Regions from separate parts of the Homo sapiens genome. Here region 2 is linked to region 1. Evidence: read pairs that join two places in POLR2A ChIA-PET (ENCODE). Cell type or tissue: A673. All regions are shown on one strand.

The links. ChIA-PET counts read pairs that join two places held together with the same protein. Peaks named below come from ENCODE experiments on the same cell type or tissue, not always from the same donor. Only the 100,000 strongest peaks of a DNase experiment are listed, where the experiment ranks them.
Region 2: POLR2A ChIA-PET joins it to region 1 with 12 read pairs; 3 of 35 experiments call an interaction of 5 or more read pairs at or near these places.

Annotation. Positions count from the first base shown.
Region 1 is chr1:232,348,404-232,356,403 of GRCh38, forward strand. No RefSeq gene overlaps it. Among named protein-coding and RNA genes, the nearest start is that of SIPA1L2, 280 kb to the right of the region's middle. In A673, no CTCF peak of the experiment used is centred here; no DNase peak of the experiment used is centred here; H3K27me3 peaks cover 432 bases.
Region 2 is chr1:232,432,208-232,440,207 of GRCh38, forward strand. SIPA1L2 (signal induced proliferation associated 1 like 2) reads right to left here. Exons shown (of 23, transcript NM_020808.5): 15 at 6,901-7,289; 16 at 40-264. Among named protein-coding and RNA genes, the nearest start is that of SIPA1L2, 190 kb to the right of the region's middle. RefSeq lists an enhancer at 3,931-4,100 and a cis regulatory region at 4,016. In A673, no CTCF peak of the experiment used is centred here; DNase peaks (open chromatin) are centred at 3,734, 4,594 and 6,454.

The DNA of each region.
Region 1 (8,000 bases):
TTCAGCTGGGACGTCTTGGCAATGGCTACTAGACAAACATGTTCAATGTACAGTCTTATGTGCCCAGTGTCAATCTCTATGTTGTGGTCCTATGAAAGATGTCCATTCCCTGCACTTCTGGACTCCTGCCTTTAAACAGTGGCTTTGTGCTCCCCGAGCTGTGCCTTAGTACTAGTTTAATGGTAATACCCCTAGGAAAGAAGTAGAAAGAAATCTATACTTGGAAGGTCAAAGTTTGAACTGTCACATTGAACTAAACAACAATCAGAAAAGATGTTTTTTTTCTGTGCTTAAATGGGAAAAAAATTAACTTGTTCATAGACTATAGCACTCTACAGCCAGACTCCTGAGAGTCCCAAGTCTGAGCTACTTAGCACTGGAAAATGTATGGTTTATAATCTGGTACTGCTGCTCCCATTCCCAGACCTTTGTCTACCATGAAATAAAGGGTCTGTTGTGCGAGTGGAGAAAGGCAGTGATAGGACCACCTGCTGCAGGGCGGGCTGGGTTGAGGAGAGACATCTTCTGACTTCAATTAAGGCTTCAGGTCACTGAAGCCACTTCTTCCACAGTACACTGGGGGTCTTGCATGTCTCCCGACTTTTAACTCTTCAGCTAGCAGGGAGAGGTTCCTCTGAGCACCCAGCTTATAAATTGGCTTCTGGGTTGGGAGTCCCCCAAGGCCAGCACTGGTCATACTGACCAGGCTGTGTAAATTTTGCCTGTGTTTCCTCTGGATTATGCTTGGCATTCCCTAGCAATAAATCCTTTACAATTGAATAATTGACTGGAGTTGGGGGACAATTCTTAGAACGCTGATTCCTTCTTCATCTTCATCTGATAGTCACTCTAGATGTTAAAACTGAGTAGTTACTTCCAAAGGCCAAAATCAGCTGAATTAAAATCCATGGTTATGCTTATCCAGTCCTCATTTATATCTAAATACTGTGCACAAACAATGTATATTGTGAAGACCCCCGTTAAGGAAGAACAGAAACTGGGCTTTAACTCCTCAATTCTGACAATTCAGCTTATGAGGAATTTGATAGAATTAGGCTGCCTCCAGCATTGGTCAATGTTTTACAATGAGCAGCTCTGTCATTATGCCCATCTAATTCCTGCCTTTTCAGACAACAGGAAATGGGGTTAGTACCAAGGGGCAGCAAGGTGCTGTGACCTTGACACCTGTTCAGTAGGAAGTGGACTGAAACGGGAATTGAGAATTTCAGGCACCTGTCGTCACCCAACCACTCTCATCTGGGCAAAAAGCAGTCCATAGAAGATTGTCTGGAGTTTCCCTGACTTTACGTGATTATTGATTTTTAAAAAGAGACACGGAGAGAGAGAGAGATAAGTATGTGAAGCCCGGCGAGAAGCAGGTAGCAACTCCTTAGAGGAAGCAGCAGCTGGGGCTTGGCTAAGACAGGAGACAGTAGGAGCATGGGGCAGGGTTCGAGGCACAGGAACAAGACGTGAAGCCGCTGTGGCACCGGGAAAGGCCCTGTAGCATGGGAAAGGCTCTCTCTTAGCTCAGAAGGAGCTGGCACTAGGCTGGCAGCTCTAACTCTGACTCTATTACAGGTCTAACTCTTGCTACCTACGTCCTTCCAACACAGTCAGTTTTCTGCCCTGTGACTCAGTTTACCTCTCTGCAACTTGGCCTACTCACTACTCTGGACCTTACTCTGAAGTTCCAAAGTTCTCCAGGTAGCAGGCATCCAAGACAACACCATAATTATGACTTCTTTGTATTTTCTCCTGAGTGGATGCCTTAAGGATTATGTATTGATCTAAAAAGGAGTCGTTGAGCTCATGTCAAAATTAGGGCCATCTGTGTTAAAATATAAATAGTAAGTGGGATTCAATACATTTGGTCTTAAAATTTAAATAGTATTATAAAACTTAGAAGACATGATGATGGTTAGGAGAAGACACTATCTGCCAGGGCTCAGTCACATATGGGTGAGAAATTTCCTACAAAATAAATGCAAAGACAGGACGTATGAGAAACAGGCAGACAGAGAGCAACATTAACACATCCATCACTTCAGGAGGTCATGTCATTTCTGCTACTCAACGTCAAGATCCACTGTGAATTTTACAAGGCCTGAGACCATGTAATGGAGGGCCATACACCATATGTAAAAATGTTTATAATTTTTTAATTCAGTTAACAAACTGAAATATTAAATAAGTTTTTTCCCTATTTGACAATTTTTCTTTCAAGATGGCCTGGCCTTAGAGGAAAACATAGGCATGACCTTAGATCAGGCAATGGTTTCTCAGATGTGATACCAAAAGCACAAACAACAAAAGAAAAAAAATAGGTAAATTGGACACTGTCAGAATTAAAAACTTTTGTGTTTCAAAGGACACCATCAAAAAAGTGAAAAGACACCTCACAGAATGGGAGAAAATATTTGCAAATCATATACTAGGGAAGAATCTAGTATCCAGAATATATACAGAACACCCACAACTCAACAATTAAAACATAACCCAGTTTTTTAAATGGGCAAAGGATTGGAATAGATACTTCTACAAAGAAAATATTCAAATTACCGAAAAGCACATGAAAAAGTGCTCAGCGTCATTGGTCATTAAGGAAATGCAAACAAAACCACAGTGAGATACCATTGCATATCCAGTAGGATAGTTTCAATCAAAATGACAGACAATAACCAGTGTTGGCCAGGATGTAGAGAAACCGGACGCCTAACGCACTGCTGGTAGGAATGAAAAGTATGGCACAGTCACAGTGGAAAAGAGTCTAGCAGTTCCTCAAAAGTTAAACTTAGAATTACCACGACCCAGCCATTCCACTCCTAGGTATGTACCAAGACAACTGAAGACATGTGTTCACCTAAAAACTAGTGAACATTCATAGTAGCATTGTTCGTAATTACCAAAAAGTGTGAATAACCCAAATGTCCATCAATGAATGAGTGGATAACGAAAATGTGGTACAGTGGAATATTATTCAGCCACTATTGAAGTATTGATACATGTTACAACATGAATGAATCTTAAAAACATTATGCTGAGTGAAAGAAACCAGACCCAAAATATGACGTATTGTATAACTCCATTTGTATGAAATGTCCAGAATGAGCAACTCTATAAAGATGGAAAGATTGCCAGGAGGGTGAGTACTAATTGGTATGGGTTATTTTTTTAGGGGGATGGTGATGAAGTATTATGGAATTAGATAGTCATTATAATTGTGCAATCTTGTGAATATACTAAAAAGTATTGAATTGAACACTTCAAAAGGGTAAATTTTATGGTATGTGAGTTAAGTCCTAATTTTAAAATGACTTGGAAGATCAGGTTCAAATTTAGAATTTCATCCTTCCCATCCCCTGGTCACCAGCCCCAGTTCTCTTCCCACACTTGGCTCTTTCTGCCTCACGAGTGTGCTCCCATGCCCCCACGTGAACCCCCCTGCCCTCATGGCCAGGCTGTGTCTACGCCCCCAAAGCAGCCACCCTTAGCTCCTCTCACACCTGGAGGTGAGCACGCAGGCAGCAGAGCCTGGCCAGTAAGACATTCCTGAGCATGAGGTCCACGCAAGCCATAAAAGTGGACTCAGGGACATTTGAGCAGGGAATTCTTCAGGGTGGTGCTGGTGGGAGCTGGCTCAGGGTCCTCCAGGCAGTTCTCTTGGCCTTGCAGATTCCTTCCCTGTTTAGAGAGCACAGTTGGAGAATGGCCCCAGAGAGGCCCTCTGGAGTGTGTCAGGAGATCATCCTTGCCCAACCGGCTGTGGAGGAGTAAGGGCAGTGTCTGTGCACTTAATAATATGGCAGCAAGGGAAGTGGCTGATGCATAGTTCTTAGAAATATGGATCAGGGAGGATAGCCACTCTCCAAGACAGTCTACCGTAGTTATGCCTGAAGGACAGAGCAAAGCACATCCTGAAGCCCTGGAAGAAGGAAAGAACATCCTTGCAAATAAACTGGGAGCATCCAAGGGCTCAGGAAGGCAGGCCCAGAGCGGCAGCAAGGAGGTGGCGGACAGTAGGCCTAGGACTGGAAGGCATGGCTAGAGCTTTGCGGGAAAACAGAGGGATGTGAGCCTGGGCCTCCGGATTTAAAACATGTGGCATTCGCCTCTAGTCATGTTGGCTCCCTGGGGACACCATCCTTTGACACCTCCTCTTTCTTTCACAGATGTCCTTCCTACCTGCTGCCTGATAAAAGGCTCAGACAGCAATCAGTTTCCCTGGTGAGATAGGAACTGGTGAATAAGATTGAGGTCAGAGGCAAGATACCCTTATCAACACTGCCCATGCGCTTGCAGCAGGCATGATGGCAATCACCTTCTAGAACATCACAGACCTGCTATTTTGAGCAGAAGACTTAGGGAGAAAAGAGATAAGCGAAATCTCCTGCCTGAGGTATCATTTTTCTCCCCACTTGTAGAGCATGAGGCTGGGGAGTCAGTGCAAATGTAAACTTCAGCATGGCCCCTGTGTAACAGCAAATGAGTTTGCTGGGCCTGGGAGGGGCAGACTCCAAGAGGACCATGGCAGCCCTTCCTGTTAAAGGGGAGCCCAGCATTGTCCCAGTGGATGGACGGCTCAGTGCTTTCGCTCTGCCTTCTGTCTACTTTTGCAGCCACTGAGCTGGCCAGAGAAAGAGCAAGCTGAACGACCGTCAGAGGTTTGTCTTTGGCCCCACTGCTGAGAGGAGCAGCCTGGAAATGCTCCAAACCACTGAATGGAGTGGGCTCCTCCGCTGTGTTGGATGTCCCACTTCTCTTCCATCCTAGTGGTGTGGTCTTCCATTGATGTTGATGATTCATGAGATGCACTTTAGCATCTGACCATCTTCAGTTTGGATTCCAGCCATGTGTCTTAGCCTCAATTTCTTCATCCTTAAAAGCAAGAGCTTTAAGTGGGATTCTACATATAAATCTCTTTGCATAATCTCTGGGACACATTAAATGCTGGGAAATTGATGATAAGTATGACTGATTGAACGGGGCTGGGACTCTTTGGTTCAGTCCTTGCTGGATGGCCACAAGCAAACGGGAAGGAATGAGGGGCTTCCCAAATCTCATCCACTGGAAATGTGCTGGCTGTAATTATTTGCTGACAGAAAAGTTTACTTTTCAAAGGAAAAAGTAATCCTTCCTTTCAAATATAAATAAGAGTCTGAGGGTGGGGAGGTGGATTTTAAAGTATCTACTCTGGAGAGTGGTTTCCAAGTATTTATTTCTAAATAATGAGTTAAAACTCTAATCACTCAATGAGTTCTGAAAAGACCTGGAATGGGGGAGAGCTATATAGTCATTGCTTTAAAAAGCTTTCTTGTCTAAGTATTTTTGCCTTTAAGGCTTTGTGAAAGCATCAAACCCTCTCCTCTTCCTTTCCCCCTCCTCTCCCGCCCCCCTTGCTAGCTTTGGAAGTGTTACAGCTCAGCTCTGGGCTGCCCACCAATACCAAACACCTGCCACCTACCCTCTCAACACCCCCTACACCCTACAATAGAAGCGGAAGGTGATCTTGGGTTTTCTGGCTAGAATGCCTTGTGCAGGGCAGAAATAGAGGAATGTAAGAGTGAGATTAACCCACATTCAGCTTCGCCACTAAATATCAGGAAAAGGTTCCCCCTCCCTCCCAGGTCTGTTACCCTTGGCCTTTTTGTGTCCATGCAGGGCAAAGACACCTGCAATTGGTGGTGGGGGTGGAGAGGACACTACAGAAAATTCCAGAATTCAGAGAGTTTCACGTTTTGCTATTATTTTGAAACTGCTATCTCCCATTCAAATGTTGGGCCAATTGCTATTTTTGTAGCACTTAGCATGAAATGGGAATGATAAATTGTTTGGTGCCAGGGACGTAAAATAAAGAAGGACAATGTAGGTAAAAATACTGCTGCTGTGATTTATGGAGCTTCTTGATGCTTTTCTTCTCCTTCCTATGGATATTCTTCCAACTCGATCTCCCTGATCTCCAATCTTGTTTCTCACTTCCAGCACTCAGTCTTTCCTTTCCCTTTTCAGGTTTGTTTTATAATAAATAATTTTCCCTCCAATGGCATGCTCTTAACAAGCCAATGGTGATTCATTTAGCCGGATTTCTCCAGCACCTTCTATGCATTGAGCACTATGTGGGAATCAAAGATGAGGCAATAGTGGTCCAGGGCTAGGCAGTCCATCCAGGCGCAGGGGACACAGGCTGTGTAAGTGGCCTGGGATCCAGGTTGGAAGCTCCCTTACTCCTACCTGAAACAGGTGAATGCAAGCACAAACCAAAGCTGAGCTAGCATTGGACCAGACTTCCCGAGAACCCCTCAGGTGGCTGGGGCAAATCATCCTGTCTTAGTAGGGGAATCCTCAGTCCAGCACCCTGCAACGGGTGTTTGGGAGTAGGGAAGTGTCTTTGGAAACCAGGCTACCTGGGTTCGAATCGCACCTCTGCCGCATGCCAAGTGGGTGACCTGGGGTTTAACCTTACTTATGTCCCTAAATTCCAGATTTCTCCTCAATAAAATGGGAATGATAACAGTACCCATCTCACAGAGTAACTGTGAAAATTATTGGAAATACTGTATGGAAAGTGCTTCACAAAATTGGCTGCTATAATAATAACAACAACAAGAATGTTGTTATAACGATCACAATAACTCAGGCCCAATCCAGGATGAGGTCTATGGTCCAGAATGCTTTCCAGGAGGACAGAATTTTGGAAAGCTTTCAGTTAGCACAGACCTCAGAATTAGAGACAGTGGAGCAAGTGTCAGCCCAGGGAGAAAAGGAAGCAAGGGCACCACTAGATTTGGGTGAGGAAGTTAGATCATTTGGCTGATGGATTGGTGTGCAGATGTGGGTATTCTATTCTCAGAACGGTTGTGAGATTGGACCAGACACTGAGCACATGACTAGAAGACAGACACTTAAGCCAGTGGCCCAGGCAGAAGGACCAGATAAGCTAACGAGCTACTCACAGTGGTCTGGAGCAGGGAGGCCAAGCTGGCTGCTCAGTGTTCAAAGGCACTGCCAAGAAGGATGAACAGAAGAAAAGGCCATGGCTCGTGTTCTGCAGTGCCCTGCGTGGGGCTCTCATTGGGCCAGGGTCAGGGAGAGGCTATATCTGCAGGTGTTGAGTGGCATTGCGATGGTTAGGGAAGTAGGAGCTGAGGCAAGCCAGGGCTTAGTCCTAGTCAACAAACACATCCAGCAAAGACTGTACTCTCAGGAGGTGTACCTTCCATGGAGAAGACAGAAACTAAACAAAGTCACCATTTACAAGAAACCACCAGACTCTCTCCCTTGTGAAAATCCATAGTGTCTTAAATTTGTGACCTGATAACATTAGGACGGCTGTATAGCATTATGGTGATGAACTTGGCCTCTGGACTTAGCTTGTCTGGAATCAAAAACATCTCAGCCATTTACCAGTCAGGTGACCTTGGGCAAGGTCCTTGTCTTCTCTGCACTTGCATTCCTTTGTCTGTAAAATCCGGAGGATAGCAGTAGCCACACTGTTTTTAAAAGGACTAAATATGAGAGTAAACTGCTTGGCACAGAGATTATTGAAACCAATCAAATAAAAGAGATCTGCTTCATCCCTTCAACCAGTCATTCATTTTTTTGAATAGATAGATATTTACTGGAAAATATTTATTCTAGTAGCCCTACCCTATGCTTGTTACTGTTCCAGGGTCTAATAAACTAGTGTCAGACAAAAGAGACAAAGTTGGCATGGGGCATGTTTGCCAGTGGAAGAGACACAAACACGATACAATGACGGGTAACAGCAAATTATCAGAGTAAAAGCAAAGCCAGGTAAGGCAGTGGAGAAGGACCTGGCAACAATCTCTGCAAAACAAAATGTAAGCAGAGACCAGAACAAGGTGAGCATCCAGGCCATGCTGATTGTTGGGGGAAAGCCTTCTAGGCAGAAGGAACAGCAAAAGCAGAAAACCCTAGGTGAGACAATGTGGGTTGGGAACAGCTAAGAGGCATTGAAGCCGTCTTCACAGCGTTAACAA
Region 2 (8,000 bases), 84 kb after region 1:
GAAAAATGCTGACCAGAGAAGAACAGCCAGCCACCTTACCCGGGACATTCAGTCACTTCAGGCTCCTCGGGCGGTGGGCTGCCCTCCGATTTCTTCCAGCCGATGACATATTTGTTCACTGCCCCTTGTCTGTGGTAGGGCTTGGACATGGACCCGGGAACCTGTTGTCCGCTGCTGTGAGACACGATGTAGACTTTGGATGAATCCAGAGACCCACTACTTTTTGAACAGTGAGCTGAAGGGCTTCCTGAATGGTGAGAACCACTGAGGAGAAAAACAGACAAAAGCTGCAATACAATCTGATTTCAGCAGTGCTGGCACACGGCCAAATTCAGAGCCACAAGGCTTTACTCAAGTCTTTCTCCGAGAGCAAAATCGGGCCCAGTGAGGCAGATGGAGCCTTCTTTCTACCATGGAGCTTGCTAGGAAGCCTCATTTTACGTAGGCTAAGGTTACTCACGTGCAAGTTGTATGCCTGTGGCAGGAAGGATGTTAAAAACATGGCCGGGGAAATCTGATAGAAAAATGGGCAACATTCCTAAACTGATTCTTCAAAAGAGAACAAACTCAAATGGTGAATATATTTGTCGGAGAAGGTGCTCAAACTCAGTTGTCTCCAGGGAAATGCCAATGCAAACCACAATGGAATAGCATTACATACTCACCAGACAGGCAAAAATGGGAATGCCTGACAATACCCAGTGACCCAGTGTTAGTAAGAACTGGGGCAATAGGTACCTTCCTACTGCTGGTGGGAGTAAAAAGTGCATGAAACAGTTTGAGCATTACCTATGAAGGTGTGTGCACCTGCAGAGCTTACGATACAGCAATCCCACTCCAAGGGCGCACACACACAGCAAACCCCTGCTGCACGTGCAACTGTCAACATGGAACAATGTTGATTAGAAGCACTGATTTTAAGAACTCCCCAATGGCAGCAACCCAAATCATCAATAGTAGAAGGATATTCGATTAATAACTATGAATGAATACACGGAATACTCTACGAATGAATGGACTGAGGCTACAGACGACTTGGGCGATCTCATGAACAATGTAGAGAAGAAGCAAGTCACAAAGAATACAATGATCATGAGCCAGTTGCTTAATAAAGTTCATAAACAGGTAAAAGTAAACAACATGTCATTCAGGAAAATGTAAAGAAAATGAGGGGATGATTATCACAAAAGCCAGGTTAGTGGCTACCTCAAGGGAGAAGAGAAGGGGTTGTAATTGGGTAGGATGCAGAGAGCTTCCAGACACAGCAATGTTCTAGTCCTTAACCTGGTGGTAGTTACAGGGGTGTTTGCTGCATTATCATATGATACAACAGCAACAATACTGAAACAGACAGAGGCCCTAAAAACAATAAAAATTTTCAAGGTTAGTAATTAAGCTAAGGCCAGAAGGACTACCCACCCCCGGCTGACTGAGAAATTAAGTGGACAGTTAACCACCACCAGAAATATCTTTTTCTTAAATTAGAAAGATCAACAATATGTTTTATGAAAAACAAAAGTTACTTTATAAATATGAAAAATTTTAAGAGTTTAAATTATAGGTCTAATCTCAGCGTTCAGAAAGGCAGGTGGGCTTCACTTTCAGCAAACTTGACACGTGAGTGCAATGCGAGGATTCCGGGTCTCAACATCAGCTCTGTCCATTACCACTGCCAGACCCTGGGCAAGTTTCTTAACCTCAGTTTTCTCATCTGTAAATTGAGGATAATAACAGTATCTACCTCCGAAGGTTTCTCTGAAGATAATCTGAGTTAATATTAGTGAAGCACTTAGAACAGTGAGTAGCATAGGGTAAGCATTATATAAACGTAGTTACAGAAAGTGACCCAGCAAAGGATTATTCACGAGTAGGAGTCCTTTCTATTGAAAGAGTTTAACACAGGGTTCCCGCGGTAGCAAGCTCCTCCAGTATGCTGTAAATATAATCTTATTCTGAAACCCCAGGTGAGCACAGACCTTTTCTGATACATGTATAAAGCAAGTCTCATAAAAGACGAATAAAGTATAAAAATAAGAGTGATATTAAAATGAACTTTTTGTAGAGGTTCAAGAGGAAATAAAGACACAAAATAAACGGACCCATTTTCAGGGTCTCTGCGTTTTGGAAAACACTGCGGTATTAAGTAAAATTAACCAACCAACAAACAAAGCGCCTCATCTACTCCTATGAAGAAACTTAGTTGCTGGTGGCTGGTCTGGTGCCCTTGAGTATGACTGATGGCTCCCTCTCTCTGGGTGCTAACTGTGGGTCTCGGGAAGACGCTGCACTGCCTCTACAATGACATCCACACACATGGAACACCAGGTCGGGAGAACAGTAAAGCAACATGACCAAGGTGACCTGAGGAGTAAGGCAAGCAATCAACAGGCATGAATAATAGGAGCTAATGGACTCTTCCCATTCACTGGGGTGCACGCCAGTTAGGGAGCCCTAACATGAAAACTGTGTGTCTAGACAACGAGCTCTGACGCCCTGTATGTTATTTTCCCAAGTGTATTTTGAAAAATTTCAGAGCTACAGAAAAGGGAAAGGATAGTAGCATAAACATCCACATACCCTTTTTCAAGATCCACTAATTCCTCTCTGAACCATCTGATAATTAGCTGCAAGCCTAAAGACATCATCATACTCCTATATTTCAGCATTCATTTCCCAAGAATAAGGACATCCCCCCAGTAGTTAACCAAGTGATGATCATGTACAGGACATCAGGCATTAATGCAATACTGTTATCTAACAGTCCACATGCTAGTTTCCCCATTGTCCCAATAAGGCTTATGGCCTTAGTTTCCCCATCAAGAACCTGATGAAGGACTGTGCACTGCCTTCCACTACCCGTGTGTCTCATGTATTTTAAAGCCTTGGATGATCCCCGAGATGTTTCGTTGTTAAAGGCTGGGGCACTCAAAGTCATGGTCTAGTTAATAAGCTGCATGTGTGTAGGTTACTCACCTTTCCCCCTTAAAATGACCAAAGCGTATAGTTTTGAAAATGTATAGGTAATGATAGCGTGATCACAAACTCTATGTATTTTTCCATTTGTTTTATAACATTTTCTAAAAATTAGATTTCATTAGAAATGTATTTTATCCCAACTGTAAGATGTTTTAAAGTTAACTTGAAGAACAAATGTACAGAATCCATTTGATGAGCAATGTGGCATAATTCCTTGTTTAGTAGCAGTCGTATCATTACAGAAGTGTTCTCTGATGCTGATAACATTCTAGAATGTTGTCCACAAACTTTTCATGAATTCTTTCCTTCTGGACTAATGCTCTTCTTTCGGAGTTATACTGCTGACGTCCAGTCATTTGTACCAGGAGAAAGGTACGGTGGCATGAATAATGATAAACAGCCCAACGTCGTGTGTGCCATTTACAGGAGAATCCAGAACATGGGGTTTGTTTTTGCAGTTGATTTATTTCATTTTGCAAAGCCTTAGTTAGGTTAGCATAAATACTGCTTGGTATTCTGAGCTCCTATCTAAATGCCCTGCCCTCGAAGAAAGAAAAAAAATGTGTTTGCTAAATTAAAAGAACTGAACAGCAGGAGAAAGCAGGCTAGATATATGCTTGTTCTGCTTAATAGATGATTCCTGTTCCCCTACCCTCTTCCTCACAAGAGTGTAACTTGTCTTGAAGAGTTGTAAGTCCTCCCTTTGCCTCCTTAGTACAATCTTGGAATCATGCCATATACACAATTCTGTACTTATTTAACTCCCGGGTGGCTGCCAAGGAATGTGCGTGTGTGTGCCTGGGGCTGGAGGAGGCTGCTATGGTGTCGGTTGTGAAAACCCAGAGTTAAAGAATTAAGAGTACACCATATACTGATTGGGGCTCCTGACACTGTGAACTGGGAATGGTGGATCCCACATTCCTCCTGCTTCCCTAGGTTACCCAGGCACTGGTTTATTAACTCCATCAATAAGCATTTATCAAGCACTTTTCCTAGTTCCTTTCTTTATTCAAAAAATATTCAGATGCCTGCCATGTGCACAGAAGCGTACTAAGTGTTGTGGATACAAGCGAACAAGATAGGCCACGACCCTATCAGCTCAAAACACGAATGCTCCAGTGAGGAGAAGGTGGCGATAAGTGGCCTTCTTGTGGGAAGGAATATGCAGTAAACACAAACAATTTTATTTAGGGGTGGGTGCTGTGAAGAAAATAACACACGGGTCAGGGGCACGGAGCACTTGGAGGCAGAAGTGTGGGTTTAGGCAGGATGGTCACCCCGGTCAGTTCCTGAAAGTTTATTCTGCTCTTCTGTTACCTGGGCTACTCCCAGTCACAACCCAAGCCCTCCAGCAGTAGGCCTCGGCTTGAGGGGACTGCAAGGCTGCCTGAACTGGGACAGGAGAGGAAAGCAGGGGGGCTAAGGGAGCCTTCCTCATGGCCACCCATGCCCCAGCTGGGGTTGGCATTTCAGAGTTTGCAGAATCTTTGTGTGGCTTGATAGGTTGGTCCCTCGTCCTCTAATGAGTCACCTGCCTTTCACTCAACACACAGAAAACAAGGCAAATGCTGTAAATCCCATCCCTCCTCCTCGCCTCCTGTGCAGCTCGGGGGGCACGCAAGAGGAAGTGTTAAAAAGATTTCATTCAATGACTGAATTCCATGCTGAGCAAAAGCCTAGGATGCAAGTTGAAATGTGGCTTCAAAAGCCACCATCAACGAAGAATTACAGGAAAAGGGCAGTCAAGTGGTAAAAGATTCCACTCACTCAACATCTATCACTTATACAACAGCTGGGCCACATCCAATTTAGAGTGGCGGAAGAAAGTAAAATCAATCAGAAATCCAATCTAGCACTGTCATATACTTTCTAATAGTCTAGCCCATTAAATTTGCCAATGGTTAAGGTAGTCATGAAAATCCATTACAAATACCGGTAAAAAGCCCTACCAAATATCAATAAACGAATGTACTCTGAAGGCAGTCTCCATAGAAATTTTACTTAATAATAATAATACAAAACTCTATTTGTGATGCCAATGACATCTGTCCAAAAAGGTGTCATGAAATCAGCTCTTTTACAAATCATCTCAACTTTGAACTAGATGTTAGCAGGTTGTGCAATCCCGAGATGGTCTCCACAGTATGACCACTATTCCTGAAATTAAGCCAGGAATAATTCAGATGACCAAATTCACTGATAATCCTTAATTATTATATTAGTTATTAGTACTAAACCTATTTTAAGTCAAATTATTAAATAGAACTGGTAAAAAAAGTAGTAGGAATGTCTATTTTGAAAATAATCTTCATATCCTAAGCTCCCTCTGCATGGTGGACACACATGATTTCTACTCTCTGGCATCCACTCCCCCTTCTCCAGGTCAAATAATGTCCTGCTTCTCTTCTGGGGCAGTGGCTGTATTTGCCATTCCTCAGCTGCACAGCTTGGTGACAGGGACTGACCCCCAGCCCAGGCTGAGGGCCCCAAGTGCCGTAGACGATGCTACCCCCTAACCACGTGATTAGAGCTAGGAACATGTGAGGAGATACGGGGGTGGTGTGGGGGCAGGGGTTGGCTTTGGAGAGGGCAGAAACCTGTTTCTTCTGCAGAAACTAGAAAAAAACCACTTTCTACCCGGGGACAGACGAGCGTGACTGTGGGAGGTCTGCAGGTGGCACAGCTGTTTTCAGCCAAGAGAAGAATGCTGAGATTTTGGGAAATGGTCATGTGGAGTGGGAAGATGGAGGCAACCTGGTCCTGGGCAGTATCATTTTGAGACGCTGGGTCAAGCAGAACCTTGAAGTGCTAGACTTGTTGTTTACATAAGCCCCAATATGACCCTGGTGGCATGAACCAATCAGCATGGAGTTTCTTTAACTTGTAATGTAAAGGTCCCTGAATGACACTCAGTATCCCCTGGCAGTGGTGGGGTGAGGGGGGACTTTGAAGGGGAGCCTGAGGAACATAAAAAGCCTTTCACCGTGACTGCTACAGGTCTGCCTTGAGCACCATCATTTGGAGAAATGCTCCCTCATAGCACTAGGTACCTGCAAGAAATATTCCCATTCTTAGTTCATCTGACTCTGCCCTCCAGCATTGTGGGCAGGAGTCAGAGAGTAACTTGGAGCTGAATCAGGGAAGGCCTTGGAAACAAGCAGAAAAATGACAGTGGTAGTTGCTATAAATAGTTAAATTCTGTCCACAGCCAAACTGAATAAATGCATTTCTTTGTCCTTTGCCTAGTCTTTGAAAGTGAAGGCAGAAATCGCAAATTAGGTATTTTAAAACCACTGCAGAGAAGTATGTCAAACAGGAGTTTAAAACCACTCATAAGGAGATATTAAACATCTACACTTACAGTACTTAGAATCCAGTTCCTTTACACTTAGCTAGTCTTTACTGAATGAACCCCAGCTGCAGAGCTGAACACACTTTCATTGTTATACACATGATCTCAGGCCTCCCCTGCTGTCAGGGCCGTAGGAACAGGGAGGAAGTGTGTGCATGCCCTCACGGCAGGGAGCTACATGTGCTCTACGCACATGCTGCCTTCATGGCTTCCTACTACTATGGTCTGAAGATTAGTGAGTGCCACCTCTTCTCCAAAACACGTAGGGACAACAGGTTGAATTAGGAGAGAGACATAAGTGGCCTGACTAGAGCGATTAATATCTCTATTGACTTTTCACTCAAACTTAATAGGAAAAAAAAAAAAACACCAACAAGGGACTTGTTAACATGCAAGCTTTGACATTTTCATATTGTAGAAACAAGCCCTTCCTCTGATGTCAGACAGCTAGGAAAAATTACACCAACCTACCTGATGCCCCTACTGCTTACAGTTCAGGCTTCTGCCCTATCCCAGCAGGCAGGGCCCAGGTGGCACCAGCAGGTACTACTCTGCAGTGCTGTGGGGCTTACCTGGAATGAGAGGATATCTCACTGAGATCGCCCATGCTGCCTTCCGCAGCACTGCCGGCGGAGATGGTGGACGCGTAGCCATGCACAGAATATAACTTGGCTGGCTCGTCGTCAGGCCCAGAGACGTCGGCAGCATCAGCCCACTGCTCGGCCCGGCTGTGGATCAGGGACCTGCTGCCTGCCAGGTGCACAGGGCCGAGGATGGTGGCAGGCATGCAGGGGGCCGTGTCGATGCCACTGTCGGTGGAGGCCCCTTTGATGTAGGTCAGCCCCAGTAATTCGGGGTCCATCAGGTCGCCAGACCCAAAGTGCTTGTCGTCACTGTTGCTGGAGGTGTTGCTGGAGAGCGTGTTGCTGCTGGAGTGACTGGAGCAACTTTTATCCCCAATCTTCAGAAGAAAGAGGAACAGAGAGTTCTCAAGTGAATCTTGAACTCAGGTGCTTCTCACCCTGACTCAGGGAGCTACAAGCCATGGGATCGCACCCAAGCCCTTTCTACTCACTCTTCAATGTGGGCAATGACAGGACTTCCTTTTTCAAAAACAACCTGGTTTTGTGCAGAAGTCTCTAATTCATACTTCTTCCCATAATTTATCTAAGTTAAATGGGTATCTTTAAGTCTTTAATTATTTGTGCATTAAGCACAAAACTATGGCCACAGTGTCACTAGCAAAGAAAATAATAAGCAAAGGTGATATAAACTGGGAAGGAACATGGGAAATTAATATAAGGAAGAGAAGGGCCACTTATTAAGAAAATGCTTCATGACAAATTATAGTGCCAGCCTTGAGTTCAGGGCAGAAGACTTAGGTTCCAGTCACAAAGGTAGGACTTTCTGGTTAATCACTTAACCCTCTCTGTGCTTGTAATACCGAGCTTACATGATTCCTGTGTGAAGCAAATGAGATAATATATGCAGAACCACTTGGCTGCTGCAAAGTACACGGTAAACACGAAGTATCTCTCTGAGACAGCCCCAGTCAAAGTGCGTCCCAAGCCTTTAAGAAATGGGAGTCTATTGAGAGTAAATAGGTCTGAAAAAGAGTCAATGCTTTTGGTTGGGGTGGGGAGTCTCTGGAAGACAAAAAGCAAATAGAATA